Regions from separate parts of the Homo sapiens genome. Here region 1 is linked to region 2. A link is an interaction called in ENCODE POLR2A ChIA-PET data of the cell type or tissue named here. Cell type or tissue: OCI-LY7. All regions are shown on one strand. Each heading gives the region's core, and the rest is flanking DNA. Links, peaks and the distances in the headings are about the cores only. Region 1 overlaps WWP2 (WW domain containing E3 ubiquitin protein ligase 2). Region 2 holds the start of DDX19B (DEAD-box helicase 19B).

Region 1 (17,504 bases), core at 7,660-11,659, 390 kb before region 2:
TGTTTTGTTTTAATTTATTTTAAAATAGTCTGTCTATTGTGAATCCTTTAATTCTATACTCTGTTCAATGAGACGAATCTATTGAGCACACATGTGGATATTACAGCAATGTCAGATCGGTACAAAAGTTCCTAAAGTGGGCCAGGCTCATGCCTGTAATCTAGCACTTTGGGAGGCCGAGTCAGGAGGATTGGTTGAGTCCAGGAGTTCGAGACCAGCCTGGGCAACATAGCAAGACTTCGTCTCTACAAAAAATACAAACAAAAACATCAGCTGTGTGCACCTGTGATCCTAGCTATTCTGGAGGCTGAGGCAGGAGGATCGCATAAGTCCCGGAAGTCGAGCCTGTAGTGAGCTGTGTTCAAGTCACTGCCCTTCAGCCTGGATGACTGAGTGAGACCCTGTCTCAGTTAAAAGAAAAAAAAGTTTCTAAGTGCTTAGAAACTTCAGTACTTTTCTGGTCACAGAACAGTAACAGTTTGGGCTGTGGACCATTCTTTGAGTAGCATCAGATTAAAGGATTACACTGAGCGTCTGTGTCTTTCCTCCAGTTTGTTTCTTTGCTTAGTATGGTTAGTTTGTGACTCTGCAGGGATTGTTACATGCTTAGGTCACATGGAATAGTGTGTGTTTCTGGCTTCCTCATCACCATCTCAGAACTTAAACTCTTATTTCCAAAGATTCTACTGTTGTCGGAGGCTGGGCCATGAGATGTTTTCACCTTATGTGTATGTATTCATGCATAATTATTCATTTTCATTTCTACTGCACTTTCTTTCCTTTTTTTGGAGACAGGGTCTCATTTTGTCACCCAGGCTGGAGTATAGTGGCGTGATCATAGCTCACTGCAGCCTCAACTTCCTTAGCTCAAGCAGTTCTCCTGCCTCAGCCTCCCAAGTAGCTGGGACTACCATGCGCCACCATGCTCAGCTAATTTTTGTACTTTTTGTAGAGACAAGGTCTTGCTATGTTACCCAGGCTGGTCTTGAACTCTTGGAGGCTCAAGCGATCCTCCTATCTTGGCCTACCAAAGTGCTGGGGTTACAGGTGTGAACCACCGTGCCCATCCTTACTGCAATTTCTTGAGAGCTCCTCAAGAGTAAAGAATATTGTGTCCGTCTTTGTGTTCCCTGTACCCAGCATACAACTTGGCTTCCAAAGAGAGGGAGTGATGTGTTACATGAGTGGGAAAATGATATCACATTCTCAGTGGCCCTTAAAATTTTTTAAAGTTTTTTTCTGATCTTATTATAAAAGCCCATTGATGGAAAATTAGAAAAAAATAGGAGGTGGGAGAAGAACAGTACATAATAACAACAGTTAACAAACACCCCCCCAGAGCTGACCATTGGTATTTCTTCTGCAGCTTGTGTGTATTTTTTTTTTTTTTTTAAACACTAACTACAGCTACCATGTATTCTAAGTGTTTCTAAGGTGCTGGGGACTGCCCAGTTTCCTACCTGGATGATTTCATGCAGTCTTCCCTCTGTGAGAGAGCTACTTTTATCCTCATCTTGCAAGTGAGGAGAACTTAAGCAATTTGCCTGGCACCACATATACAGATACACGTATAACACACATCTACCAAAAGTTGATAATCTTCCAGTATATGCTTTTAAAATCCATTCGTTTTTATTGTAAAATATTGTAAGCATGCAGATACAAATGGAGAAGAATGTAAAAAATACCTGTGGCTCATCATCTTTGGCTCTGTGCTGCATTTGCTACAGGTCTCTCCCCGTCTTTTTTTTTTTGTTTGTGTGTTTTGTTTTTGAGACAGAATCTGTGTCACCCAGGCTGGAGTGCAGTGGCGTGGTCTCAGCTCACTGCAGCCTTGACCTCCCAGGCTCAGGTGATCCTCTCGCTTCAGCCTCTCGAGTACCTGAGACCACAGGCACATCCTACCATGCCAGGCTAATTTTTATATTTTTTGTAGAGATGGGGTTTTGCCGTGTTGCTCAGGCTGGTCTTGAACTCCTGGGCTCAAGCAATCTGCTCCCCTAAACTTCCCAAAGTGCTGGGGTTACAGGTGTGAGTCACTGTGCCCGGCACCTGAGGAGGTCTTTTTTTAACCACCTCTTTTTAACCCCTTGATGTATAAGATGTTACCAGTACAGCTGAAGCTTCCATGAACTCTCTGATCTCATTCCCTGTATACAGTGATACATGGAACTTGGGACATGCATTTAAACTGCTATACGGTGTTCTGTTACATGAACAGATAAAAATTTATCCATTTACTTGTTTCTTGACAGCTAGAAAGAATGGCTGCAGTAGGCCAGGCGCAGTGGCTCACGCCTGTAATCCCAGCACTTTGGGAGGCCGAGCTGGGTGGATCACAAGGTCAGGAGTTCGAGACCAGCCTGGCCAATGTGGTGAAACCCCATCTCTACTAAAAATACAAAAATTAGCCGGGTGTGGTGGCGCATGCCTGTAGTCCCAGCTACTCAGGAGGCTGAGGCAGAAGAATGGTTTGAACCAGGGAGGCGGAGGTTACAGTGAGCCGAGATCGTACCACTGCACTCTAGCCTGGGCGACAGAGTGAGACTCCATCTCAAAACAACAAAACAAAACAAAACAAAACAAAAAAAACACAATGAAACAATGGCTGCAGTAAAGTTTTCCTGTGCATGCCTTTTTGTGTATGTGGTTTTTTCTTTTTCTTTTCTTTCTTTCTTTTTTTTTTTTTTTTGAGACAGAGTCTTGCTCTGTTGCCCAGGCTGGAGTGTGCAGTGGCACAATCTCGGCTCACTGCAACCTCCGCCTCCTGAGTTCAAGTGATTCTCCTGCCTCAGCCTCCCAAGTAGCTGGGATTACAGGCATCTACCACCATGCTTGGCTAGTTTTTGTTTTTTTAGTAGAGACAGGGTTTCGCCATGTTAGCCAGGGTGGTCTCAAATTCCCAACCTCAGGTGATCTGCCCACCTCGGCCTCCCAAAGTGCTGGGATTACAGGTGTGAGCCACCACTCCCAGCCAGTTATTTCTTAAAGATTTGTACAGCAACTGGAATTTCTGCATTATAGGAAATGAAGATCTTCAACTTCAGTAGGTATTATCAAATTGCCTGAGTCACCTAACCAATTCATACTCCTGTGAGCATGCATAAGCATTCCTGCTAAAACTTAGTGTTGTCAGGTTCGTTTCATGTGGGCCAGTCTAATGGGCATGAATGGTACATCTTTGAGGATTCAGTTTGAAGTTCCCTGATTACTATTGAGATTGAACCTCTTTTTACATGTCTTTATTAGGTTCTTTGGTTTCTTCTTTTATAAATTGCCTATTTATTTTTGTCCATTTTTTATTTGTCTTTATATATATTTATTTTTAATCTGCAGGATTCTTTTTTGTTGTTGTTTTTGTTTGTTTTTGAGACGGAGTTTCACTCTTGTTGCCCATGCTGGAGTGCAATGGCGCAATCTTGGCTCACTGCAACCTCTGCCTCCCAGGTTCAAGCAGTTCTCTTGCCTCAGCCTCTGGAGTAGCTGGGATTACAGGCATGTGCCACCACTCCCAGATACTTTTTCTGTATTTAGTAGAGACGGGAATTCACCATGTTGGTCAGGCTGGTCTTGAACTCCTGACCTCAGGTGATCCACCTGCCTCGGCCTCCCAAAGTGCTGGGATTACAGGCATGAGCCACCACACCCAGCCAATCTGCAGGATTCTTAATAATGCTAGGTACAAATTGCTTCTCAATTATACGCATTGCAAATATTTGCTCCCAGTCTGTGGCTTGTCTTTTCAATTTGCTTATGGTGCCTTTTATTGTACAAGAGTTAATAATTTTAAATAGCCAAATCTGTAATCTTTTTCATGTGTCTTTTGTGTTTTGTCTAAAATTCTTCCCTACTCCTAAGTTACATAAAAATGTTACAGGCCACACTTGGTGGTTCTTGCCTGTAACTTTAGCACTTTGGGAGGCTTAGGCAGGCAGATTGCTTGAGCCCAGGAGTTCAAGACCAGCCTGGACAGCATAGTGAGATACCCATCTCAGCAACAACAACAACAACACAAATTTTATACACATTCCACATTTTATTTATTCTGATATGCATGTTATTTCACATTTTAACTTGTTTAAAAAATCAAGATGTGGGCCGGGTGCAATGGCTCATGCCTATAATCCCAGCACTTCGCGAGGCCGAGGCAGGTGGATCACCTGAGGTCAGGAGTTCAAGACCAGCCTAGCCAAGATGGTGAAACCCTGTCTCTACTAAAAATACAAAAATTAGCCAGGTGTATTGGTGCATGCCTGTAATCTCAGCTACTCGGGAGGCTGAGGCAGGGAATTGCTTGAACCCGGGAGGCGGAGGTTGCAGAGCCAAGATTGTACCACTGCACTCCAGCCTGGGTGACAGAGTGAGACTCCGTCTCAAAAAAAAAAAAAAAAAAAAAAAAATCAAGTTGTGGTTTATAGGCACTGGGGTGGCATAATTTAATTGGCAGTGTTTTTTTTCTTAGTGTTATGTTTAATAATCTTACAATCGATGGCATTTTAGATTTGATGAAAAACAATATATAATTTCTAAACAAAATTTTGATTGTCTTAGTCATATTACTTTAAACTTGCCTTTTCTACCCAATATATTGTAAATACCTGAACAAGTCAATATTTATCTACAATGTTATTTTTAAGGAATGAATACCCATTATAGGAATAACATGATTTATTTGATTAACTCTCCATTTGGGGGTGTTTAGGTTGCTTCCAGTTTTTCTGTAACTGCTGTAATATGACGTAACAGATGCACTTATAGCTAAATTTTTGACACCTAATTATTTCTTTGGGATATGTCCTAGAAGTAAAGTAGCTGAGTTAAGGGCCATTCACAAGAAAAATAATTAAACGGTATTCACATAATAAAGGTTTTTTGGCCAAATTGCCCTTTGGAAAGAGTGTACCCATTTTTGCTCCCATTGATCGTTCTTGATAGTAACTGTCCCTATACTGCCAACCTTTTATCTGCAAAAATGTTAAAAAGAATTTTTTAGAGGCTGGGTGCAGTGGCTCACGCCTGTAATCCCAGCACTTTTGGGAGGCCGAAGCAGGAAGATTGCTTGAGCCCAGGAGTTCAAAACCACCCTGGGTAATATGGCGAGACTCTGTCTCTATTTTTAAAAAAGATAATTAAAAGAATTTTTTATAGATGCATATATTTTAATGTTGCCAACTTTTTTTTTTTTCTTTGAGACAGAGTCTTGCTCTGTCACCCAGGCTGGAGTGCAGTGGTGCGATCTCAGATCACTGCATCCTCCGCCTCCTGGACTCAAGCGATTCTCCTGCCTCAGCCTCCTGAGTAGCTGGGACTACAGGTGCGTGCCACCATGTCTGCCTAATTTTTTGTATTTTTAGTAGAGACGGGGTTTCACCATGTTGGCCAGGGTGGTCTCGAACTCTTGACCTCAGGTGATCTGCCCGCCTTGGCCTCCCAAAGTGCTGGAATTACAGGCGTGAGTCACCGTGCCTGGCTAGTGTTGCCAACCTCTATTGAGGAGCTTTGGTAAAGATAAAAAAGATAAGAAGAAAGACTTAATTCAGGAGCTTTGGTAGCTGCTCCCATGCCATCCTGTGTTTGGAGGCATAAAGTGCTGGTTGTTGAGTTATTAAAAGGTTAGTGTGCTTAGATTTAAAGGCTAGTTCCTTATTTCAGGAAGGGTCCTTCGGGGAAGGACTGAGTTTAACACATTTCCTACCCAGTTTACAAAGGACCTACTGAAGCACTAAACACAGTGCACAGGAATTATATTCCACTGCAGACAGATTGCTGACTCATAAAACAGCCTGAAAACATCCCTACAGAAGAAATAAATCTTATGGTTCTCCCCGGAAGTGGCCAAAGCTTGGAGGAAGAATAGGACTTGGCTCAGAAACATTTATTATAGGAGCATAGAATACAAAAATGTGATTTTATGTAGCTTTTGCCTGTGGGGCATTGAACTTCTGAAGAGGCAGCTTTAAGAATACTTGAGTACTTCCAGTGTATTCTTCTTAAGTTTAATTTTTGTCTAAGTAACCAGCAAGACATCTTTTCTTTAGGATGTGAAAGGGTTCAGGTGTGGTCTTATTTCCTTTTCTCTGAGATGGAGTCTTGCTCTGTCGCCCAGTCTGGGGTGCAGTGGCGCGATCTCAGCTCATTGCAAGCTCTGCCTCCCGGGTTCATGCCATTCTCCTGCTTCAGCCTCCCGAGTAGCTGGGACTACAGGCATGTACCACCACGCCCAGCTAATTTTTTTGTATTTTGAGTAGAGACGGGGTTTCACATGGTCTTATTTTCTAATGGAGAGAGTGGATTTTGATTGAGTTAGCTTTACTAATAATGCCCAGTGCTTGTGTCAGTGAAAAGTAAGCAAATTAATGAATAATACAAGCTGATAATGCTCTTACCAAGACTGAAATTTTGACCATTTTGGTGTATCAATTTATAAGGGCCACTTGAAAAGAATTGCTGTTAGCCAGGCGTGGTGGCGAGTCCCTGTAATCCCAGCTACTCGGGAGGCTGAGGCAGGAGCATCACTTGAACTCGGGAGATGGAGGTTACAGTGAGTTGAGATTGCACCACTGCACTCCAGCCTGGGTGACAGAACGAGACTTCGTCTCTAAATAAATAAATATATAAATAGAGAATTTATCTAAAATTCACTCGAACTCTTTGCCCAGCTTTAATCCCTTTTAGCTTAATCCTATTCTTGGTGAAATGTTGATTTGGTTCAAACAGGTGAATCTGACCAAGAAATATGGTGATCAGAATGGTTGAACACACACTGTAACAACGGGTAATTGAGCATTAATTTCCTGAAGACCTTTGGGAAACCTTTGACAAGAAAACATGGTTCAGGAGACCAGATGATTTCCTGTCTGATAACATGAGAGAGATGCTGATGTCATTCTAATAATGAGATGGAGATGTTTAGCCTTTAACCTGTGAAGATGGCAATTGTGAGTGGATTGGGACGTAGGGTTGGAACATGGTTCATATACAACTGAACCAAGGGCAGCTACAATCCATCAGTGCAAAGGTAATTTAGGGAAAGGAAAAAGTACCTAAGATTAATTGCAGTCAGACGGAGACTGCTTTTAAAGTACTTTGAAGTACAAAGACCTCGTGTAGTCCATGATCCAACCAAATGTTACTCATTGAAGGCCAAGGAGCAATGTGTTGGGTAGGGACTGAAAACAAGCTTGGTGCTTTGAACACTGTTCCTGAGAGCATCAACGGAAGCTATCGAGGGGGACAGGAGATGACCCATGTGACCAAGATGCAGTGTTGAGACCCGTGGGTAGTTTGATTGAAAAGCCTTTTAATCTCAGTGTGAAGGAGTTGCTTATAAGTGACAGAAATATAACCTCTGACAGGGATGCGCTGATGAAAAATTGATACCAGTGTCACTTTCTTGGCATGGGGGGGACCAAACCAAGACAGTCGGAGGCTCCATCTATGTGAGTCAGCGGCCACTGAGGAGGAACAGGAATCAGGAGGCTCGTCTGGTTGGTGATAGAATCCACCGACTGTGCTGCCTGAATGAAGGGGAGAGATTTGTGTGAATTATGAATAGCCATGCAGGTGAGGGAGGAGTGAGGTTCTGTGAGAAAGGGAGGCAGGCCAGGTCATGGATCAGGGAGGACCCGCAGGGACATTTAATCTGAGCAGGGGTCCAACTGCAAAAGGAAAAAATGATATCAAAAAAGGTGATGGAAGAAAGGTCTTGTTCCTCTGGCAACTATTCTTCTCGCTAAGCCAGTTGAGGGGGTTCATAGAAGGACATTGAGCTTTGCGGGACAATAATAGTCCCTGAAAGAGAGACTTTCATTTCCAGCATCAGCCGTGATCAAAGATGGAAGGGTGGGCCTTATCTGGGCCTGTGTCCTCTGAAGACCTGCTGAAACTGTTGAATATAAGGGAAGAGGACTCAGCACTGATTTCATTTCTGGCAGTGTGTGGGAATACCACTGTGTCAATTACAGACATTTATTTCATGGAATTTGAAGCATTAGCCTACCTTCATATTAAAACGTTAGCCAAAGTGTAATAAAATCAGTGTTTCTCTCCTTGTCTCAAATGAACATAAAAGATGTCAAAAGTGGAGACTGCTGATAAGATGAAAGTTGAAAGAATTTTTGGAATAAAAGAAAAATGGCCGGGCGCAGTGGCTCACACCTGCAATCCCAGCACTTTGGGAGGCCGAGGAGGGTGGATCACAAGGTCAGAAGATCGAGACCATCCTGGCCAACATGGTGAAACCCCATCTCTACTAAAATACAAAAAAATTAGCCAGGTGTGGTGGCGCATACCTGTAGTCCCAGCTACTCAGGAGGCTGAGGCAGGGGAATCGGTTGAACCCAGGAGGTGGAGGTTGCAGTGAGCCGAGATTGCGCCACTGCCCTCCAGCCTGGCGACAGAGCAAGAATCTGTCTCAAAAAAAAAAAAAAAGAAAGAAAGAAAAATGTGTTTAAGTTTTGTTTTTAAGCTCCAATTGCTACAACAGATATTTTGTCTTTATAAAAGGGGCAGCCCACCCAAATATTAGAGTTTTCCAAATAGTGACTGAAAAATGAGCGTACTAGTATTAGGGCTTTTGTGCCACAAAACTACCCAAAGAACTGTTTTCAAGGAAGGGAAGGATGCAGCTAAATTCTTCGGGAGTGCTGGAGAGTTCTCAGCTACTTAAATTGCATTAGGAGCAGATGTTATAAAAGAGAGGCTTGCTGCCATTGGCGCTCAGCGCTTTCATTTTTTAATACTTATCCTTAAGCCAAATATCTTTCTCAGGACTTTCTTCATTTCCAAATTCAGATGAATAAAGAGGGTATCAGATTTGCTCCTCTGTTACCGAGCAGACAGAAGGTATTTGGAGAATTGCTGTGAAGCTACAGTATGTCGGCTGTCTTCTGTGCTAGAAGGCCCTGCCAAATCCCCACAGACGAAACACCAGCCTCTTGAGCTGGCAATATTGTTACCCCTTTGCTTTTAAATCAGAAGGGCATTCAGAGGGAGAAGATCTTTAACTATACCCAGTGCGCATTTTCTTTTTTTTTTTTTTTGAGTTGGGGTCTATTGCCTAGGCTGGAGTGCAGAGGTGTGATCACGGCTCACTGCAGCCTCCAACTCCTGGGCTCAAGTGATCCTCCTGCCTCAGTCTCCTGAGTAGGTACGATTACAGGTATGTGCCAGCACATCTGACTATTTAAAAAAATTTTTTTATAGAGATGGGATCTTGCTATGTTGCCCAAGCTGGCCTCAAACTCCTGGTTTCAAGTGATCCTCCTGCCTTAGCCTCCCAAAGTTCTGGTACTGTAGGCATGAGCCACTGTACCTGGCCCTAGTGTGCATTTTCATCTGGCCACTTTTGCCAGATCCTGCCCTTTTGGTAAAATACTAAATGAAATATGAAGATCTCCCTTTTGCAGTGGGAGGAACCAGGGCATCTGGGTCAAATCCCCAGGAGTCTCATCAGTCAGAGCCTTGAGCAAGAATGCCCGGGAGAGAAAACATCCCTACATGCTATTTAATGGTGTTTGTCATGTTAAATAAGTAAGCAAGAGGCCGTTAGCCTGAAGCTGTCTCCATACTTCCAGTTCTTACATAGCAAACTACAACCTAACTTAGTACGTAAACCAACCAAAACCCAAATTAGGAGTATATGTTTTTTGTAACAAATAGCTGGGTTCCAGCCAGTCACAGGCAGGCAGCTGATCAGACCACGCCCAAATAAGGCAGACGCCCAGCTGTAGCTGTTTAGATGATTTCTCTACCTTGCTTCCGTGTTCAGCCTCTAAAGACTTGCCGCTCACACTGCTTGGCAGCGCTCTCTGAGCCTCTCCTGGTTCTGAGTGCTGCCCAGTTCCTGGATCATTCTTAAATAAACTTGGTTAAATTTATTTTGTCTAATGTTTGTCTTTAAACAGTAGCACTCTGGTCCTCAACCAAGAGTTGTCCGCTTTGGGGGGTGTGTAGAACCTCCAGATCTCACTGTTCTTGGGGCCAGCCCTCCTAGTGGTGCAAAATGTGTACCTTCTTCCAGGAGATCAGATCTGAGCAGAAGATTGTGATTAAAATGGAGCCTAGAAATGTCTGTGGACCCATTACAGGTTGAGTGTTCCTGTTCTGAAATGCCCCCAAATCCAGAACTTTTTGAGTTCCGACATGATGCTTAAAGGAAATACTGGAGAATTTAGGATTTCAGGTTTTCAGATTAGGGATGTTCAGCTGGTATGTATTCTGCAGATATTCCAAAATCTGAAAACAAAAAATCCAAAATCTGAAACACTTCTGGTCCCAAGCATCTAGAGAAGGGGCTACTCAACCTGTATAATTCCTCCCTAGTCATCTTGATCCTACCTCAATGCCAGTGCTAGGGAAGGCTGCTCACTTTGAGATCAGGATTGGGAAGCCACCTGGCACATGGCCATGTAGTAGAGTCCTTATAAATTTCAGTTCATCTTCCTTTTCTGCCCATTCTTCCTTTCAGCAAAGCATGGTGAAACTCATGGGCTTGGGGGGCAGAGCTGAGTTTGAATCCCATTGAAGAGTTACATAGTTTCTCTGAGCCTCAGTTTCCTCAGTGGTGATGGTGATTCCACCTTAAAGGATGAAGGCAAGGATTGCATACATGGTGTTAGCCTGTAGCTCGTGGTAGATTCTCAGTGGGTAATGGTGTCTCCTCTGCTTCTTTCTTACCTTGAAAACCTTATGTATCTGTTTCTTTTTCTTTCCTTTTCTTTTCTTTCTTTTTTTTTTTTGAGACGGAGTCTTGCTCTGTCGCCCAGACTGGAGTGCAGTGGTGCGATCTTAGCTCACTGCAAGCTCCGCCTTCCGGGTTCACGCCATTCTCCTCCCTCAGCCTCCCAAGTAGCTGGGACTACAGGTGCCTGCCACCATGCCCAGCTATTTTTTTATATTTTTAGTAGAGACAGGGTTTTACTGTGTTAGCCAGGATGATCTTGATCTCCTGACCTTGTGATCTGCCCGCCTTGGCCTCCCACAGTGCTGGGATTACAGGTGTCAGCCACCGCACCCGGCCTTACGTATCTGTTTCTGGACTAGCTTCTGAGGGGCTGATCAATGCAGTCCACTAACCAGACATCCCAGTTTAAATAAGAAGTGGCAGTGAGTACAGGTAATATCTATCAGTGTAGATACATCAGGCTTAATAGTAGAAGTTAGGACTTTTTTCTTCATATACAGTTAGCTCTGCTATAACATATGTGCTCCTAAAAGTCAGCACGTGATGCAAAATTATGCAGTTAAAAACCATAGAGGGTAGGCACGTTGGTTTGTGATACCAGCACTTTGAGAGGCTGAAGTGGGAGGATTATTTGAGCCCAAGAGTTCGAGACCAGCCTGGGCAAAGCAAGACCCTGTCTCTACGAAATAAAAAGATTAGCTGGGCCTCGTGGCATGCACTTGTTTTCCTAGCTACTTGGGAGGCTGAGGCAGGGGTATCACTTGAACCCAAGAATCAGAGGCTGTAGTGAGCTATGATCACACCACCACACTCCAGCTCGGGCAACAGAGCAAGACTCTGTCTTTAAAAAAATAAAAAGAAAAATATGTTAAAAGGATAAAAACCACAGGGCTTGTGGGGAAAAGTGAGTAGGAATGTAATACTAAAAATATTTGTCAATGACACATTAAAAAGGAACCTAATAATGATAGCAGTTTTACACATGTTAAATGATTACGAAATAGATAACACTACAGTAAATATGGCATTTTCTCTTGAGAAGACCTGAAGTTTGCTTGTGGAAGCAGGTGTCAGAAGTTGGAGCTTGTGAGTATTACTGTGAACTGGTGCATGGAGGGCTATCTGAAATCAGATGGGAGTTGTAACTCCAGATGTTGACGGTGTAGCCTATTAATACATTGTAAACTGAGGAGGTTGCTAGATGCCTGTGGGTTTTGTGCATTCTTGTGTAACTAGGTTTAGCTGGGGGAAGTCTTCTGTGTTCATCTAGTGTTTCTCACAGACAAAATCACGCATAAGCAAATAGAATTCCCATTATGCTCACATCGTCCGCTTCTATATCAATAGCATTGGAACAAATTTGCATTTTCAAAGCAAGCATTACCGCAGAACTGACTGTAGTAGCTTCCCAGAAAAGGTCAACTTCTCCTAGACAGTACCCAAAAGTAGAAGTAAATAAATTCAGTGTAAAACATAAAGGCCCACAGCACCATTAATATCCTTGAGAAAGTGGTAAGCATTATATAAATACATTTTTGCATCCTTTATATATAGGTTACTATATTCTGGGTAAGTAGAGTTATTGTCAGACTGCATGCAAATAACAGGAGTGTGGGGATAAGTGGTCCTTGGCTGTATTTTGTACTGATCGGGCTTGTGTATTATCTCTGAATCACCTGCTACCTTGGCATTCTTTCAGTAGTGCACATAAGCCATCCTCAGCACCTTGATCTTATATTAGCTTACAAACAGATTTGACTTCATAGGTAGAGCAGTATAAAATAACCATATGTTGTGTTTCTGTATTCACCCAGATCTCGTTTAAGATACTCTGTAAATGAATCTTATATTACAAAAATAAATGTGAGCATGAATATATATGATGCTCGGAGGAGAGGGGTAGTCATAGAACCTGTGACTTTAAGCCGGGTGCGGTGGCTCACTCCTGTAATCCCAGCACTTTGGCAGGCCAAGGTGGGTGGGTCGCTTGAGCTCAGGGGTTCCAGACCAGCCTGGGCAACATGGTGAAACCCGTCTCTACCAAAAATTAAAAAACAAAAATAGCTGGGCATCGTAATGTGTGCCTGTAGTCCCAGCTACTCGGGAGGTTGAGGTGGGAGGATTGCTTGAGCCTGGGAGGTGGAGGCTGCAGTGAGCTGAGATTGTGTCACTGCACTTCAGCCTGGGCAACAGAGTGAGACCCTGTTTCATTAAAAAATAAATAATAGTAAAGAATCTGTGACTTTAACAGGTTGGGTAGACGAAAAAGCCTGGAGGGCCTATAGATGATCTTGTGGAGGGGTCTATGAAACCCAGAAATTGCAATACAAATTTTTGTCCTAAGTGCATTTTGAAGGGAAAGGGTCCTCAGCTTTCATCATGTTCCTAAAGGGACCTTTGTGAAATGGTGGAGAAATGCTGAATTTTTTTAAAAAATCCATGGAATATATATTCCTGTCAGTCATTTAGGGAAATTTAGAGTGATCTATAGTGGATCCTGGTCCATTGATTCCATACAGGGGAGCTATTATAGTTTCTTCAAGAAGCACTCCTGGCTGGCACCCTCAGCCACAGCAGGAACTGGCTTCGCCATTGGGTCGGCCTCGCATGTCATCTTTGATGCTTCCTGTAAATTAGCCACATGAGTGATGAAGGTCTTCCTTTCTAACAGGGGCCTATGCCTTTCCACTGTGTGTCTCATGCTACCCTTGACTTTATTTTTCAGATGGGAACAGCGAGAGCTGCCCAACGGACGTGTCTATTATGTTGACCACAATACCAAGACCACCACCTGGGAGCGGCCCCTTCCTCCAGGGTAGGTCATCAACTGAGAAGACCTGAGACTCTGGAACTGACACCATGAGTCACCCAATGGCTTCTTGAAACGGTCCCTTTCTGCGGAGGTAGCATAGCACAGTGACGTTTATTCCGGGTCACTTGATTGCTTTTCCTATCCACTTACCTTAATATTGCTCCCATGTCTTAGGACATATTAGAATTATTAGAAGATCTCTGGGAAACAAAAGGCGCATGGGAGGCCAAGATTTAGAGTGTTGATGCATTCCGCCGTACCCTATGCCCAGCCTGTCCCTAAAGGCAGAGTGCTTCTTATTCGGCAGGGCTTCGTGAGAATGCCGCCAAGTTATCCAAAACCAAAGGATGAGAGAGGCTTCCAAGAGAGGGAAGACTGTCCAAGTTCAAGGAGAAGGGGTTTGGTTCCCTGTCTGCCAGGGACAGAAAGTTCTTTCCACATGTGTCTCCTGGTCCCGAGAGCTTTCAAAAGGGGATGTATTCTGCTCCAAGAAAGAATCACCTCCCAGTAAAGTAGCCATGAAGGGCTCCTGTATAAAATATGCACACTTCCCCTGCCCTGAGTTTGTGGAGGGAAAGGCTGTCGGAAGTAGGGACTCTTAGGAGAGCCCGTGTGCCCTGTTTGGTTCAGCTGTCAGGCGTGTGCCACACACATCCCACCTCATCTTCTGGTCCCATAATTCTCCATGGATGGGCTGCTTTTAGCTCCAGTTTTCCAGTAGAATGCTTGAGTTTTCCTTTTTTCCGTACCTCCTGGAGGATGAAACTCATAACCTGTCATCATCAGTACTCACTGTGTTTTCCACTTTGACTTGAAGTCAAATGAAGTTACCAAAGTTAAACATGGACTTCTCAAATTAGAAAAAAACAAACAACAAAAAAACAGGTTAAGTGTTTTGTTATGAAAATTATGAAAATGTTCTTATTATTATGGAAAATTTCAAATAGATATAGAGAGAATAATGTTACAAACCCCCACATACTCAACATTTAGCTTCAAAAATTATCAACTCATGGCGGGTTTTGTTTCATCTGTACAAACTAGTCGGCACACTATGATGGCCTGTGGACAAAATCCGGCCCTCTGACTGTTTTTGTAAATAAGGTTTTATTGGAACACAGCCACACATATTTGTTGACTTATTGTTTTTGGCTGTTTTTGTACTTCATTGGCAGAGTTGAGTAATTGCAGCAGACTCTATGGCTTGCAAAACCTAAAATAATTACTTTGTGTAGCGCTTTATAGAAAAAATTTGCTAACTCCCGATCTGTAACCCCCAACCTATCCGCCGCACCCTGATCTAGGTAATTTTGAAGCAAATCCCAAATGTCACATCATCTATCCATATTTCACTATGTATTTCTAAAACATATTCTTTTATTCAAAATAAAACTCTAATATCATTAACAGTATTTTGTTTATATTATCAAATACCCAGTCAATATTTGACTTTCTATAATTGTGTCACAAATTAAACATTGACTTTAACAGTATGTATTACACACTTGTACTTTGTGTACTTTATAACATGTGCACTTTAAAACAGCAGGAGCTCTGTGTACTGTGGCTTTTTTTTTTTTAGACGGAGTCTCGCTCTGTTGCCCAGGCTGGAGTGCAGTGGTGCAATCTCCAGCTCACTGCAACCTCCACCTCCTGGGTTCAAGCGATTCTCCTGTCTCAGCCTCCTAAGTAGCTGGGATTACAGGCGCCCGCCACTATGCCCAACTAATTTTTTGTATTTTTAGTAGAGACAGGGTTTCACCATTTTGGCCAGGCTGGTCTTGAACTCTTGACCTTGTGATTCGCCTGCCTTTGCCTCCCAAAGTGCTGGGATTACAGATGTGAGCCACTGCGCCCAGCCTACTGTGGCTTCTTCTTAACCTCTCTTGTCTAGGAGGGACGTAGGCCTTGACCCAGTGAGCATTTGCATGGAATTTAAGTAAAGATATTCAGTGGTACCTTCTAAGGATCGCTGGGGACTTGCTCTCCTCTAGGTGTTGAGGTGGGACACTACTAATCAAGCTGTCTTATTTCAGGGTAGTTTTCATGTTTTCCTGGGAGATGGCTCACCTGTACGCCCTGCATAGCTTACTAGTCCTTCCTGAGTTTTAGGTCAAGAACTTTGAGCCTCTAGCTCTCATTTCTGCTCTGTAATCACAGGGGATCCAGAGAGAACAGAATGAATGCTTAAGCTTTCATTTCTCATTAATGGCAGAAGTCCTGCCTCCAGGGAAGTATTAACCATGGTGAAAACAATTTTGAAACTACAGATGGAGCCATGATCTCAACAGACCTAGTCCCTGGGGAGCAAGATTGAACCACCGATTCACTTAATCATGGCCGTCCCTGCATAGGAAACCCACAGGAAACTTGTATGAGAATGGGTCCTTCTATCCGGGAGCAATAAGTATTGGACCTAGTAGCTCAGGGTGAATGCATCCATTTGCTCATCAGTCACTCTTAAGCAGTGTTCAGACCACAGGTAAGCAAAGAGTGATCACTGTGAAACAAGAGGATTGAGGAGGCCTCACAGAGGGAAGTGGCTCCAACTCTTGCAAGAAGATGATCCAGGTTGGGGGGACAGTGGAGGTGGCTGCCTGCATATGGGAAGGGAAAGGATGTGTTTGGGGAAGGATGCATGGGGTGGTTATGCTGGAGTGGAAGGGTTGTATGAAGTAAAGAAGTCCAAGTGTGCCCGGTGGGGCTCTCAGGTTTGGGGGAGATGCCCACCAGAGCCAAAGAGGGTGGAAGGGCTGACTGGGCCTCCAGTCACTGTTCTGTGCAAGATTTCAACTGAAATAAAGAGTGCAATCGTGCTTCTTAGAAGTGGAAATTCACCACAGCAGAGTACTTTTAGTTAAACATGTGGCTTGAACATGTGTTTATTTCTATTCTTCCTGAAAACCCACTAAAATAGTAATAAAAGTATTAAAAAGGCATAAACCTTCAACAATAAAGGGATGGAAGAGGAGAAACAGCATATGGGAGATGTTAATCAAAGTTTAGTTTCTGATAGATAAATGGCAGAGCCGAGAGAATGAAACCCACACCTGCAGGATGAGGAATCCACCAGGAAGCCGGCTGATGTGCACCATGGGGCTCTGGAAAGCCTCAGCGATTAGAGGCACCAAGGATGGGTGTGGAATGAGATTAAAACCTTGGCTGGGCTCGGTTGCTCACGCCTGTAATCCCAGCACTTTGGGAGGCCGAGGCAGGTGGATCATGAAGTCAGGAGATTGAGACCATCCTGGCTAACACGGTGAAACCCCATCTGTACTAAAAATACAAAAAATTAGCCAGGCATGGTGGCACACACCTGTAGTCCCAGCTGCTTGGGAGGCTGAGGCAGGAGAATTGTTTGAACCCCAGCGGCGGAGGTTACAGTGAGCTGAGATTGCACCACTGCACCACTCTAGCCTGGACGACAGAGCGAGACTCCATCTCAAAAAAAAACAAAACAAAACCTCATTGGTTTTAGATCAGTTGGAAGATGAGTTGGAAGTTTGTGCAGGGAGTTAGATTCACACACACACACACACACACACACACACACACACACACACAGCCTCATGACTGCCTCTGACATTGAGAAGCTGCAGAGAGAGTAGGAGGACCAGGTCGGGGGACACAAACTATAGCTGAAGGCCAGGATGAACTCAGAAACAAGAGATTAAATGCGGATGCTATCTCCATTCCCCAGGCTGAAAATTGGAGGGTAGTTTTGTTTGTTTGTTTGTTTGTTTTTGCTGGGGAAAGTGATAGTCTAAGAGAAAGAAACATAGATTGTGATATTTGGGAACCTTCTAGTGAAATAGCTGAGACTCTTCCTGGTCACTCTACAGTCTGCAGCCCTCATCTGAGGATACAGAACTCAGTCAGTGTTTTAGTGGCTCACTGTTAAATGCGAATGAACACAGCTGGGCACGGTGGCTCACACCTGTAATAGTAGAACTTCCAGAGGCCAAGGCAGGAGGATCTGGAAGTAGAACTTCCAGAGGCCAAGGTGGG
Region 2 (13,080 bases), core at 7,996-11,995:
TGAACCTGGGAGGCGGTGGCTGCAGCGAGCCGAGATCATGCCATTGCACTCCAGCCTGGGTGACAAAGCGAGACCTGTTTCAACTTTTTTTTTGAGGCAGGTCTCGCTCTGTCACCCAGGCTTTACACACAGGTCTCGCTCTGTCACTTTGGGAGGCTGAAACAGGAGGATTGCTTGAGGCCAGGAATTCAAGACCAGCCTGGGCAACATGGGAACACCTGAGCCTGGGAGGTCAATTTTTTTTTTAATTGGCCAGGTGTGGTGGTGTGCACCTGCAGACCCAGCTACTCGGGAGGCTGAGTCCAAAGGGTCGCTTGAGCACATAAGTTTGAGGCTGCAGTGAGCTATGGTCACACCAAAACATTCCAGCCTAGGTAACAGGGTGAGACCCTGACTCAAACAACAACAAACGTAAAGACACTTTTTCTTTTTTTTGAGACGGTGTTTCGCTCTTGTAGCCCAGGCTGGAGTGCAATGGTGCGCAACCTCGGCTCACCGCAATCTCCACCTCCCGGCTTCAAGCGATTCTCCTGCCTCAGCCTCCTGAGTAGCTGGGAATACAGGCATGTGCCACCACACCTAGCTAATTTTGTATTTTTAGTAGAGACGGGGTTTCTCCATGTTGGTCAGGCTGGTCTCGACCTCCTGACCTCAGGCGATCTGCCCGCCTCGGCCTCCCAAAGTGCTGGGATTACAGGGGTGAGCTACCGCGCCCGGCCAAGACACTTATTTAAGACAGCCTTCCCCTTCTTCTTTTTTTTTTTTTTTTTTTTTTGAGACGGAGTCTCGCTCTGTTGCGCAGGCTGGAGTGCAGTGGCGCGATCTCAGCTCACTGCAAGCTCCGCCTCCCGGGTTCACGCCATTCTCCTGCCTCAGCCTCCCGAGTAGCTGGGACTACTGGGACTACGGGCGCCAGTCACCACGCCCGGCTATTTTTGTATATTTGGTAGAGATGGGGTTTCACCGTGTTAGCCAGGATGGTCTCAATCTCCTGACCTCGTGATCTGCCCACCTCGGCCTCCCCAAGTGCTGGGATTACAGGCGTGAGCCACCGCGCCCGGCCGCCTTCCCCTTCTTGATAAGGCTCCCCCTCTTTTACTGTCTCACAGCCTCAAGTGTTTCCCTTCATAATTTCCATACGCGCTTCATGGATTGTTTAATGTGCGCCTCCCCCATCAGGCTGTCAGTTCCATCCCAGCAGCAACGACTGTTCTGGGCTCTTTTTTTTTTTTTTTTTTTGAAACGGAGTCTCCCTCTGTCACCCAGGCTGGAGTGCAATGGTGTGATCTCAGCTCACTGCAACCTCCGCCTGCCGGGTTCAAGCGATTCTCATGCCTCAGCCTCCGGAGTGGCTGAGAGTACAGGCGCGCGCCGCCACGCTCGGCTAATTTTTGTATTTTTAGTAAAGACGGGGTTTCACCATGTTGGCCAGGCTAGTCTCGAACCCCTGACCTCAGGTGATCCGCCCGCCTCGACCTCCCAAAGCGCTGGGATTACAGGCGTGAGCCTCCGCGCCTGGCCCTGGGCTATTACAGCACATCCTCAGCATCTAGTACAGTGGCTGCTAAATACGTATTTCGTGATCAGGTATACTAATCCTTTAACACCAAGTTCGGAATTAACTCACATGCTTCAAAGCACACCGAGAAATACAAACTGTTTTACAGAACAGCTTAAGATGACGGTCTCGGTGCGCCTGGACCGGCATCAGCTGTTTAGTTAATTTTAAGAAATCAAGGAATGGCTGGCTTACAGCAGGATTGCACCCAGCTGGCCCATCCTTCCTCCCGTGCCCCCACCCGCCCCTAGGGGATTAAAACCAAGGGAGCTAAAACCCCAGGTTGGCAACCGTGAGGTATTGGTGCTCAGCAAATCCACCCGAGGCCGCGACACTCGCAGCGCTCCCGGGGGCGAACGCAAGGCCACACTGTCCAGCTCCCGCTCCAGCCCAGACTGGGCTTCTCCAGGCCACGCGGGGCCTGATCCTGGGGCCCACTGCGGCTGCGGAGCTTTCCCCCCAGTCTGCGGGCCCAGCCGCTCTCCTAGCACCGCAGAGCTCTCCGAGGGCGGCCTACCTCTCCTAGGGTCGCCGTCCCCAGCTCCTCCCTCAGAGTCCCCCGCCAAGGGCCCGCTGCACCTATTCCCGCAGACGCGCAGCTGTACCGGCCTCAGACCACGACCTACCACAACCCGCCACGCTCCGTCCAATCAGAGCGCGCCGACGGAAAGTGCCCCGCCGCGCCTTACCTCATGAGATATTATTGGTCAACCAACATGCCAGTCAAACTGAGGACGAATCCGTTCATTAGTGGATTCCTGGGAAGGCGGCTCTAACTTGGCTGATGCAACTGCGAGAAAAGGTGGGATGGGGTGCGTCACATGATCGAGTTAGACCCCCCCCCGCCCCCCCCGCCCCCCCCCGCCCCCGGCTCCCGGAGGTCGACATTTTGGTTTCCATAGGCAAAGTCCTAACACCACAATTGACATAGTTAAAAAGGGGAGACGGTAACGTGTTTGGTAGAGGTTACATATCTTGCTATAGTTGTTTATTTTAGTTGCTGAGTGATACACAGCCCTCAAAGAGTCTGACATTGTGCCCATGGTTACACTTGTCCGGGGGAGACCTTGAATTTGGTGTGGAAGAAATAACATCAGTAGTTCAGGTACGATTGGATCAGCATCTGGTCCTCGATTTGCCTTTGGAAAAAAAAAAGTTAATATTTATAGGCCTGGGGGAGGAGGGTGAATATATATATATACATATACATATATACATGCCAGGTGCGGTGGCTCACGCCTATAATTGCAACACTTTGGGAGGCCAAGGTGGGAAGATCACCTGAACCCAGGAGTTGGAGACCAGCCTGGTCAACATAACTAGACCCTGTCTCTACGAAAAATTTTTTAAAAGGCCGGGCGCGGTGGCCCACACCTGTAATCCTAGCACTTTGGGAGGCTGAGGCCAACGGATGACGAGGTCAGGAGACCGAGAGCATCCTGGCCAACATGGTGAAACCCCGTCTCTACTAAAAACACAAAATTAGCCGGGCGCGCATCTGTAGTCCCAGCCACTCGGGAGGCTGAGGCAAGGGAATCCCTTGACCTCGGGAGGCGGAAGTTGCGGTGAGCCGAGATGGCGCCACTGCACTCCAGCCTGGCTACGGAGCAAGACTCCGTCTCAAAAAAAAAAATAAAAAATAAAAATTAGCCAGGCATAGTGGCGCATGCTTGTAGTCCCAGCTACTTGGGAGGTTGAAGTGGGAGGATCACTTGAGCCTAGGAAGTTGAGGCTGCAGTGAGCCCTGATCGTGACACTGCATTCCTTGGGCGACAGAGCGAGGCCCTGTCTGAAAAATATGTATGTATTTATACGTGAGGCATTGCATCAAACATTTCACATGCTTATTTCATTTGATTTTTAAACTGTGTATGAGGTCAGCTGGAGTCCCCTTTTTACAAATGAGGAAATTACCTTGCACAAGTTCACACCCAATAGTAAGTTGTGGAGACAGGATCCAAACCTGTGTCTATTTAACTCCAAAGCCCATGCTCTTAACCACTGCACTATTACCTCCATCATCTGATATATCCAAATACACGGGTAATAAATTGTGCTGCTGGTCATAACTCAAGTTACAGACAATACAGAAAAATACTACTTTTTATGCAAAAAGAGCATCCTACACAAAAAGAAGGTCAAGCCCAAAAGCCAGTAAAAACATAAATCATTTGATTTACTTTCCCACTTCATAGCTGCTCACAAATAGTAATCATCAAACCTACCATTTATTGAGCACTTAGTATACAGCAGGCACCAATCTAAGCTTTTAATCCTCACAACCTTATCATGAGTTACTACTACTATCTGCTTTTAACAGAGTAAAATAAGGCAGAGAGAGAGGTTAAGTAACACAGCTGAGGGCAAAACCAGGAGACACAAGTGTTTATTCTGATCCACAGTGCCCTAAATAACATATATTTAGCTTAAACAATCTGGGAAATGAGTCAGACTTCTAAGCCACCACACTTAAAATAGAAAGCCAAAAGGTATGTATGAATTGTACTTTCAGAATAAAATAATACAGGTTGTAATCTCAATAATTTAGTTCTGCTGCCAGAGTTGTTACTAGGATAGTACCTTCATTAATAAAATAATTATAAACAGATTAAAATAATTTTTTGGCCTAGCGTGGTGACTCATGCCTGTAATCCCAGCACTTTTGGGAGGCCTAGGCAGGCAGATCATGAGGTCAGGAGATTGAGACCATCCTGGCTAACACGACGAAACCCCGTCTCTACTAAAAAATACAAAAAAAGTAGCCGGGCGTGGTGGCGGGCGCCTGTAGTCCCAGCTACTCTGGAGGCTGAGGCAGGAGAATGGCGTGAACCCGGGAGGCGGAGCTAGCAGTGAGCCGAGATCAGGCCACTGCACTCCAGCCTGGGCCGCAGAGCGAGACTTTGTCTCAAAATAAATAAATAAATAAATAAGAATTTTTTATTCACCCATTAAGAGAGATTGTAGGCCAGCACAGAGACTCACACCTGTAATCCCAACACTTTGGGAGGCCAAGGCAGGAGGATCAATGGAGCCCAAGTGTTTGAAACCAGCCTAGGCAACATAGTGAGACTCTGTTAAAAAAAAAAAATTCTTTTTAATTAGCTAGGCGTGGTGGCATTCGCCTGTAGTCCCAGCTGCTCAAGAGGCTGAGGAAGGAGAATCACTTGGAGCCCAGAAGCTGAAGGCTTCAGTGAGCTGAGATCTCGCGACTGCACTCCAGCCTGGGCAACAAAGCAAGACCCTTGTCTCTCTCTCTTTTTTTTTCCTTTTTTTGAGGCAGAGTTTCACTCTTGTTGCCCAGGCTGGAGTGCAATGGCATGATCTCGGCTCATGTCAACATCTGCCTCCTGGCTCAGCCTCCCGAGTAGCTGAGATTACAGGCGCCACCACCACGCCCAGTTATTTTTTTTTCTTCTATTTCTAGTAGAGATGAGGGTTTCGCCATGTTGGCCAGGCTGGTCTTGAACTCCCGACCTCAGGTGATTCGCCTGCCTTGGCCTCCCAAAGTGTTGGGATTTCAGGCGTGAGCCATCGCGTCCGGCCCCCTTGTCTCTTAAAACAAAAAAAAGAAAGAAATTGTAATTGAGGCCCAAAAGTCTCATTCTAATATAATTATCTAATGATATTTTTCTGTGATATTTTTCTCTTGTAGATGTCAACTACATGCTAGAAAGAATGCTATCTTAATGCAATGTGCAAATTATGTATTTTAGGAAACTACTGGCAAGTTCTTGATTTACTCTAGGCTAAGCAAATAGGCCTGTAGGTGGGAGTGAGCGATATGCACATGGCTTGCTCTCCAGTAGAACATTTGTTGAACTCCATCTTGGGGCATGAGAAAGATAACCAAAGAACTGAAATAGTACAACAGCTGTGATTGCCCCACTACCCTCCAGCCTGGGCCGCAGAGTGAAACAACAGGCCAGGCACAGTGGCTCATGCCTGTAATCCCAACACTTTGGGAGGCCGAGGCGGGCAGATCACCTGAGGTTGGGAGTTCAAAATCAGCCTGGTCAACCTGGTGAAACCCCATCTCTACTAAAAATACTAAAATTATCTGGGTGTGGTGGCGGCCACCTGTAATCCCAGCTACTCAGAAGGCTGAGGCAGAGGCTGCAGTGACTCAAGATTGTGCCACTGCACTCCAGCCTGGGAGACAAGAGGGAAACTCTGTCTCAAAAAAATTAAATTAAATTAAATTTAAAAAATAATAAAAACAACAAACAGAAACAGGCCGGCGTGATGGCGTATACCTTTAATCACCATACTTTGGGATTCTGAGGTGGGTGGATGGCTTGAGCCCAGGAGTTTGAGACTAGCCTGAGCAACATGACAAAACTCAACCTCTACAAAAAAATACAAAAATTAGCTGGGCATGGTGGCATGCATCTGTAGTCCCAGCTATTCAGGAGGCTGAGGTGGGAGGATAGCTTGAGACAGGGAAGTAAAGGATGCAGTAAGCCATGATCGTGCCACTGCACTCCAGCCTGGGTGGCAGAATGAGACAGTGTCTCAATTGAAAAAAAAAAGAAAGAAATGGAAACAAGTGGAAAAAAAAAAAAACTAACATAGCTTTGGAAGGATGTAGCGCTAGACTCTTAACTCTCCCATGGCATCTTAGCTACTTTTAGCATCTATAAAATGGGTTTACAATGCTGGCTTATTTGGTACTAAGTCAAATGGGGATGGCTGAATTTTTTTTTTTTTTTTTTTTTTTTTGAGACGGAGTCTCGCTCTGTCGCCCAGGCCGGACTGCGGACTGCAGTGGCGCAATCTCGGCTCACTGCAAGCTCCGCTTCCTGGGTTCACGCCATTCTCCTGCCTCAGCCTCCCGAGTAGCTGGGACTACAGGCGCCCGCCACCGTGCCCGGCTAATTTTTTGTATTTTTAGTAGAGACGGGGTTTCACCTTGTTAGCCAGGATGGTCTCGATCTCCTGACCTCATGATCCACCCGCCTCGGCCTCCCAAAGTGCTGGGATTACAGGCGTGAGCCACCGCGCCCGGCCAAGGCTGAATTTTTAAGAACCTCTAAAGGAATATTTCAATTGAGCATATTATAATTTTTTTGTCTAATGTACTTTTCAGACCATAAAACGCTAAAGGAATCACCTAGGATCTTAAAATATTGCTAAATTGAATAGGTCTGGGGTAGGGCCTGAGAGCCTGAATTTTTTTTTTTTTTTTTTTTTTTTTTTGAGACGGAGTCTCACTCTGTCGCCCAGGCTGGAGTGCAGTGGCGCGATCTCTGCACACTGCAAGCTCCGCCTCCCGGGTTCACGCCATTCTCCTGCCTCAGCCTTGCGAGTAGCTGGGACTACAGGCGCCCGCTACCACGCCCAGCTAATTTTTTGTATTTTTAGTAGAGACGGGGTTTCACAGTGTTAGCCAGAATGGCCTCGATCTCCTGACCTCGTGATCCACCCGCCTCGGCCTCCCAAAGTGCTGGGATTACAGGCGTGAGCCACCGTGCCCGGCCGAGAGCCTGCATTTTTAACAGGCTTCAGGCGATATCTATGCTGCTGAGAGATTATACTTGGAATACCAAGGGTCTAGATTAGAGGATGTGCGTCTGCACCTATTTGTTCAGATGCAAAATTTTTAAAAAGTTTGACCCACGGGGGGAGATGCTAATGGCTCATGATTCACCAAATGAGTGACCACTATGTGTTAGTCACTGAGGATCAAGATTAAAGATCTTGCCCTGCCCTCATGGAGTTCCCAGTCTCACCAGGAAGCCAGACATTTAGCAGGAAACAAAGCCCTCTGCGGGAGGCTTGCGCTTGTCTTTGGCCCCCAGAGTTCCTGGGGCGCGTGCCCGAGCGCTGTACCGTCCCCTCAGCTGATTGGCTGACAGGATTTCCAGGCCTCAGCCAATGAGGCTCCGGCTTGGCCAGTGCCAAGAGCAGCGGTTGTTGGAGTGTAACTGCCATGCTCAGCCGCGATGGCTGGGGCTGCCGGGCGCGTCCAAGATCGCGCCCTGCGGCGGTTTCCCATCACCCTGCCTGTGGGCGACGTGAGTATCTGCGAGGGTAGAAGCCAGACCCTTTCCTCCCACGTTTAGGTGCCTTCCTCGCCCCTACTCCTGGGTAGAGGAATAACAATATTTCTCGAGGCTTCGGCCCAAGGTCTTAGCCTTGTGATCTAGAATCCGCCATCTGTGAGGTGGGTACTTCCTGTGATTTCAGGGGAAACTGAGACTGGCTAGGCTCACGTGGGAATAAATGCAGGAGGCTGAATTCCAATCCAGATGCTCTTATTCCCCGAACACTCTTCTTTCCACGCCCGCTTTGGAAACCAGGTTCCTTCTTAGCCGGAGTCTCACAAAGCGCAGGTGTATTGGGGGTGAACTTAGGAGAGTCTGAAACCCCGATGCTATTTTTAAGTTTTTTTGTTTTTTGTTTTGTTTTGAGACAGGCTGGAGTGCAGTGGCATGATCACGACTCACTGCAGCCTTGAACTCCTGGGATCAAGTGATCCTCCCACCTCAGCCTCAGGAGTAGCTGGGACTACAGGCTCACGCCACCACGCCCAGCTACTTAAAAAAAATTTTTTTTTTTTTTTGGTAGAGACGGGGTCTCCCTATGTTGCCCAGGCTTGCATATTTATTTAGTAGAAGAAAAAACACATGCTAAAATCGTGTACGGGAAGGATAAACACCAAATTTGGCATAGCTGCTGTCTTCCTGGGATGAGTATACGGAGATTATCAATTGGACCTTAGTAATTTTATTTATTAAGTTTTGAGGTGGGAATCTAAGTATTTGTTATACCCTTTCTTGTTTGTCTGAAATACATTTTTAAAAGGGAAACATGGAGCCAAGCACAGCTGCACACACCTGTAGTCCCAGCTACTTGGGAAGCAGAGGCAGGTGAACCTCTTGAACTCAGGAGTTCAAGGATATAGTATGTGCTGTAATGGTGCCTGTGAATAGCCACTGCACTCCAGCCTGGGCAACATAGCAAGACCCTGTCTCTAATTTAAAAAAAACCATGCATATGGAAAATAATTTCAGAGGATAAAGCATACTCAATCCACCCCCACCCTTCTAGAGGCCCTCACCAGGGGCAGCCATGGTTATCAGTTTTGTGTGTATCTTAAGCATTTTTTTTTTTTTTTTTGAGACAGAGGCTCGCTCTGTTGCCCAGGCTGGAGTGCAGTGGCATGATCTCAGCTCACTGCAACCTCTGCCTCCTGGGTTCAAGCAATTCTCTGCCTCAGCCTCCCAAGTAGCTGGGATTACAGGCACCCACCACCATGCTCAGCTGATTTTTGTATTTTTAGTAGAGACAGAGTTTCACCATCTTGACCAGGCTGATCTTGAACTCCTGACCTCGTGATCCACCACCTTGGCCTCCCAAACTGCTGGGATTACAGGCGTGAGCCACCGCACCTGGCCACATTTTTTTTTTTTTTAAGAGGCGATGGTTTCACTATGTTGTCCAGGCTGGCTTCGAACTTCTGAGCTCAGGCGATCCTCCAACCTCAGCTTCAGGAGTAGCTGGGACTGCAGACACAGGCCACTGCTCCGGTCTTCTTAGGCATTTTCCATAGTGTATAAAAGCATATATGGGAGCTTGGGGGCTTTTGGGGTGGGGGTTCCTGTTTGTTTTGTACAAGTGAACCTACTATATACGGTCCTGCAACTTGGGCGATGTAATTTTTAACCTCATTAAAATGTTTTGCAAATTTCATTAACCTCTAGCCCTGTGAAACAATATAATTTATCTGGGAAAATATCCCCAGGGTTGCTTCTGAATTGATGAGATGTAGGTCATGGCTACCAAGGTGGTGTTTGCCTTTTTCTTTTTAGCACATCCTCATGTGTAAGGTCAAAAACAAAAAACAAAAACGTCTTCTCCAGTTAACCCTGTGAGAGTGCAGGAAAAAATAATCATAGCAAGTAGAATGTTCTCTGGAACTGCTTTACCCTTTCTCAAAACGTTTTTACTCTTACAGTACTGGTAAAATTCCACAGAGAACCCACCATGGCTTGATTTTTGTTTGTTTGTTTTTATTTATGTATTTATTTGAGACAGAGTCTTGCTCTGTCGTCCAGGCTGGAGTGCAGTGGCATGATCTTGGCTCACTGCAACCTCCACCTCCCGGGTTCAAGCGATTCTCCTGCCTCAGCCTCCCAAGTAGCTGGGACTACAGGTGCATGCCACCACACCCAGCTAATTTTTGTATTTTTAGTAGAGACAGGGTTTCACCATGTTGGTCAGGATGGTCTCAATCTCCTGACCTCGTGATCCACCTGCTTTGGCCTCCCAAAGTGCTGGGATTACAGGTGCAAGCCACCGTGCCCAGTCTATTTATTTATTTTTTTTGAGACAGAGTTTCACTCGTCGCCCAGGCTGCAGTGTGATGGCATGATCTCGGCTCACTGCAACCTTTGCCTTCCGGGTTCTAGTGATTCTCCTGCCTCAGGCTTACAAGTAGCTGGGATTACAGGTGTGCACCACCATGCTTGGCTAATTTTTGTATTTTTAGTAGAGATAGGGTTTCACCATGTTGGCCAAGCTGGTCTTGATATCCTGACCTCAGGTGATCCACCCACCTTGGCCTCCCAAAGTGCTGGGATTACAGGTGTGAGCCATTGTGCCCGGCCTCATGGCTTGAAATTAACTTATTGTTGTATAATATTGGCAAAATGAAAGAGGTTGGGATTCATTTTTTTCAGATTGTAGGAAAATGCCTAGTTTCTTTCTAGGGAAGTAACAAGGGAAGAGAAGCTTCTTTGATTCTAGTTAGGAGAAAGCAGTTCTTTCATTTAATCCTTATTTTACAACTACTAAAAGCCCAAGATATTTCTTCCTATTTATTTATTTGTTTATGAGGCAGAGTCTTACTCTGTTGCGCAGACTAGAGTGCAGTGACACAAACACTGCTAACTGCAGCCTCAACCTCCTGGGCTCAAGTGATCCTCCCACCTCAGCCTCCCAAGTAGCTGGAACTGCAGGCATGTGCGACGACACCTGGCTAATTTTTAAATTTTTCTTGTGTAAGGATAAGGCCTCGCTATGTTGTTGTTTTCAAACTCCTGGATTCAAGCGATCCTCCCACCTCCACCTCCCAAAATGCTAGGATTACACATGTGAGCTACTGTGCCTGGCCAATCCTGGCACTTTGGGAGGTGGAGGTGGGAGGATCACTTGAGCTCAGGAGTTTGAGACCAGCCAGGACAACACAGCAAGATCTGTCTCTATCTTAAAAAAACAAAAGGCCGGGTGCAGTGGCTCACGCCTGTAATCCCAGCACTTTGGGAGGCCAAGGCAGGCGGATCACGAGGTCAGGAGATTGAGACCATCCTGGCCAACATGGTGAAACACCATCTCTATTAAAAATAGAAAAACTAGCTGGGCATGGTGGCGCATGCTTGTAATCCCAGCTACTTGGGAGGCTGAGGCAAGAGAATTTCTTGAACCCAGGAGGTGGAGGTTGCAGTGAGCCGAAATCGTGCCACTGCACTCCAGCCTGGGCGACAGAGCCAGACTCAATCTCAAAAAACAAACAAAAACCCAAGTGCTGAGATTACAGGCATGAGCCACCACACCTAGCTCTATTTAATTATTTTACTATTTTAATTTTATTTATTTTTTTCCTAGACAGAGTTTTGCTCTGTCACCCAGGCTGGAGTGCAGTGGCCCTGTCATGGCTCACTGCAGCCTAGACCTCCTGGGCTCAAGTGATCCTTCCGCCTCGGCCTCCAGAAGTGCTGGGATTACATGCATGAGCCACCGCACCGTCTGTTTTCTTCCTTTTTAACATTCTCCTGATTCTACAACGCTTACATAGGAGAGCTGCAATTCCTCCTCTTGGGGTACAAATTTATGAGTGCAGGTGCAGTTTTGTTACATGCCTAACAAGATTGCATAGTGGTCAAGTGGACTTTTAACCAAATGGGTTGTCAGGGCTGATTGCCAACATCTGGACATTTTAAATTACCAATCTGAAAAGGGAAACAGCTCTGTGCTTGTTTTGCATTTTGGTGACTATTGGTAATGGTTTTCTGTTTTGATATATTCAATCTGTTCAATCTGTATTAGTGCCTACTCTGCCACTGTGTTGGGCGGGAATCTGATTTTGTTCTTTGGTTGGAGATCCAAGTTAACCAGAGCTTAGGCATTTTAAGATAACTACCTCAGCTTGATAGGAAAGCTTGCTCTGCCCGGGGTTGAGGGGTACGGGTCTGAGGGCAACAGAATCGACAGCCTCAAGTGGGCAAAGGGTGGCCAAACAGGAGTGGCCTCCGACGTCACTGTGGCGCGCCGCTTCCGGTCTGCAGCCTTGTAGTGGGGCTGGAGCAGAGCCTGCCGCGAACCCCCGGAGCCCACGATCCCTCGTGCCATCCCTCGAATCCACCAGCACGAGCGTCCCACCCGCGCCTGGGACCATGGCCACTGACTCATGGGCCCTGGCGGTGGACGAGCAGGAAGCTGCGGCTGAGTCGGTGAGTTGGCTTCAGCCCTAAAAGGGTCAGGGGACTAGTTCTGGTCGGAGACTTGGTCCCTGGGAAAGAATGTTTCCCAGGTTGATTAGAGGCTGGATGGGGTGGCGGGGAGGATAGGGATGGAGCCTGGACCCTGAGCTGGCTTTGTTTACGCAGCCGCCTCCGCGTTACGTAAGCGCAGGTGAGTGCTCCTATCGGTAAAGCGCTCAGCTGCCTGTCTGTCTTCCTGGAACCAGGAAGAATCATAGATTGCACCCATCACCCTAGATTGTGTTTTGTTTGTTTTTAATTGAAATAGAGACATGGTCTTGCTAGGTTGCCCAGGCTAGTCTGGAACTCCTGGTCTCAAGCTATCTTCCTGCCTCGGCCTTTCAAAGCACCAGGATTACAGGCTGAGCCATTGTTCCTGGCCGCCCCGGTTTGTAATAGTTATTTTAGGTGTCATTCTCCACCTCTACATTCAGAGCTTCTTTGGCTCAGGGACCATGTCTTTGCTCATATTTGTGTGCTTCCTCAGTGATAAATGATGGACCCAGTAGGTGTGGCAGTCAGCAAATCCTTTCCTCATCGGCTTCACTTTGTTCTTTTTTTCTGGACCTGACACATGGTAAGCAAGAGATGTGTTAAACACTACTGCGTAGAATTAATTTCTCCCACCGAAACACTTTAAATCCTAGTAGGCTTTGAACCTACTTCTGTTAGTACTTATTGCTATGACTTCCTCAAGAATAAGAACCTTGTCTTTTATTTTTTATAGCTCATAAAAAATAAGTTGTATATACACATTGTTTAAAGAGTGAAGTTATTTTAAAAACAACGGTTCCCGCCAATTTTTTTCCTCCCCAGAGGCAACTCCTTTTTTTTTTTTGGAGACAGGGTCACACTCTGTTGCCCAGGCTAGGGTGCAGTGGAGTGATCTTGGCTCACTGCAGTCTCTGCCTCCCAGGCTCAAGCCATCCTCCCACCTCAGCCTCCTGAGTAACTGGGACTGTAGTCATGTGCCACTATGCCCAACTACTTTTTGTATTTTTTTTGTAGAGATGGGGACTTGCCATGTTGCCCAGGCTGGTC

Evidence for each region. Peaks named below come from ENCODE experiments on the same cell type or tissue, not always from the same donor. Only the 100,000 strongest peaks of a DNase experiment are listed, where the experiment ranks them.
Region 1: POLR2A ChIA-PET joins it to region 2 with 5 read pairs; 3 of 35 experiments call an interaction of 5 or more read pairs at or near these places.

What each region holds. Positions count from the first base shown.
Region 1 is chr16:69,895,352-69,912,855 of GRCh38, forward strand. WWP2 (WW domain containing E3 ubiquitin protein ligase 2) reads left to right here. Exons shown (of 24, transcript NM_001270454.2): 9 at 13,410-13,499. Among named protein-coding and RNA genes, the nearest start is that of MIR140, 29 kb to the right of the region's middle. In OCI-LY7, for the core only: no CTCF peak of the experiment used is centred there; no DNase peak of the experiment used is centred there.
Region 2 is chr16:70,287,346-70,300,425 of GRCh38, forward strand. DDX19B (DEAD-box helicase 19B) reads left to right here and starts at 11,841. Exons shown (of 12, transcript NM_007242.7): 1 at 11,841-12,009. The coding sequence starts at 11,953. It overlaps AARS1 (alanyl-tRNA synthetase 1), which reads right to left and starts at 2,161. Exons shown (of 21, transcript NM_001605.3): 1 at 2,076-2,161. RefSeq lists a silencer at 1,377-1,506 and enhancers at 11,661-11,955, 11,687-11,916. In OCI-LY7, for the core only: no CTCF peak of the experiment used is centred there; a DNase peak (open chromatin) is centred at 11,816; H3K4me3 peaks cover 666 bases; H3K27ac peaks cover 522 bases.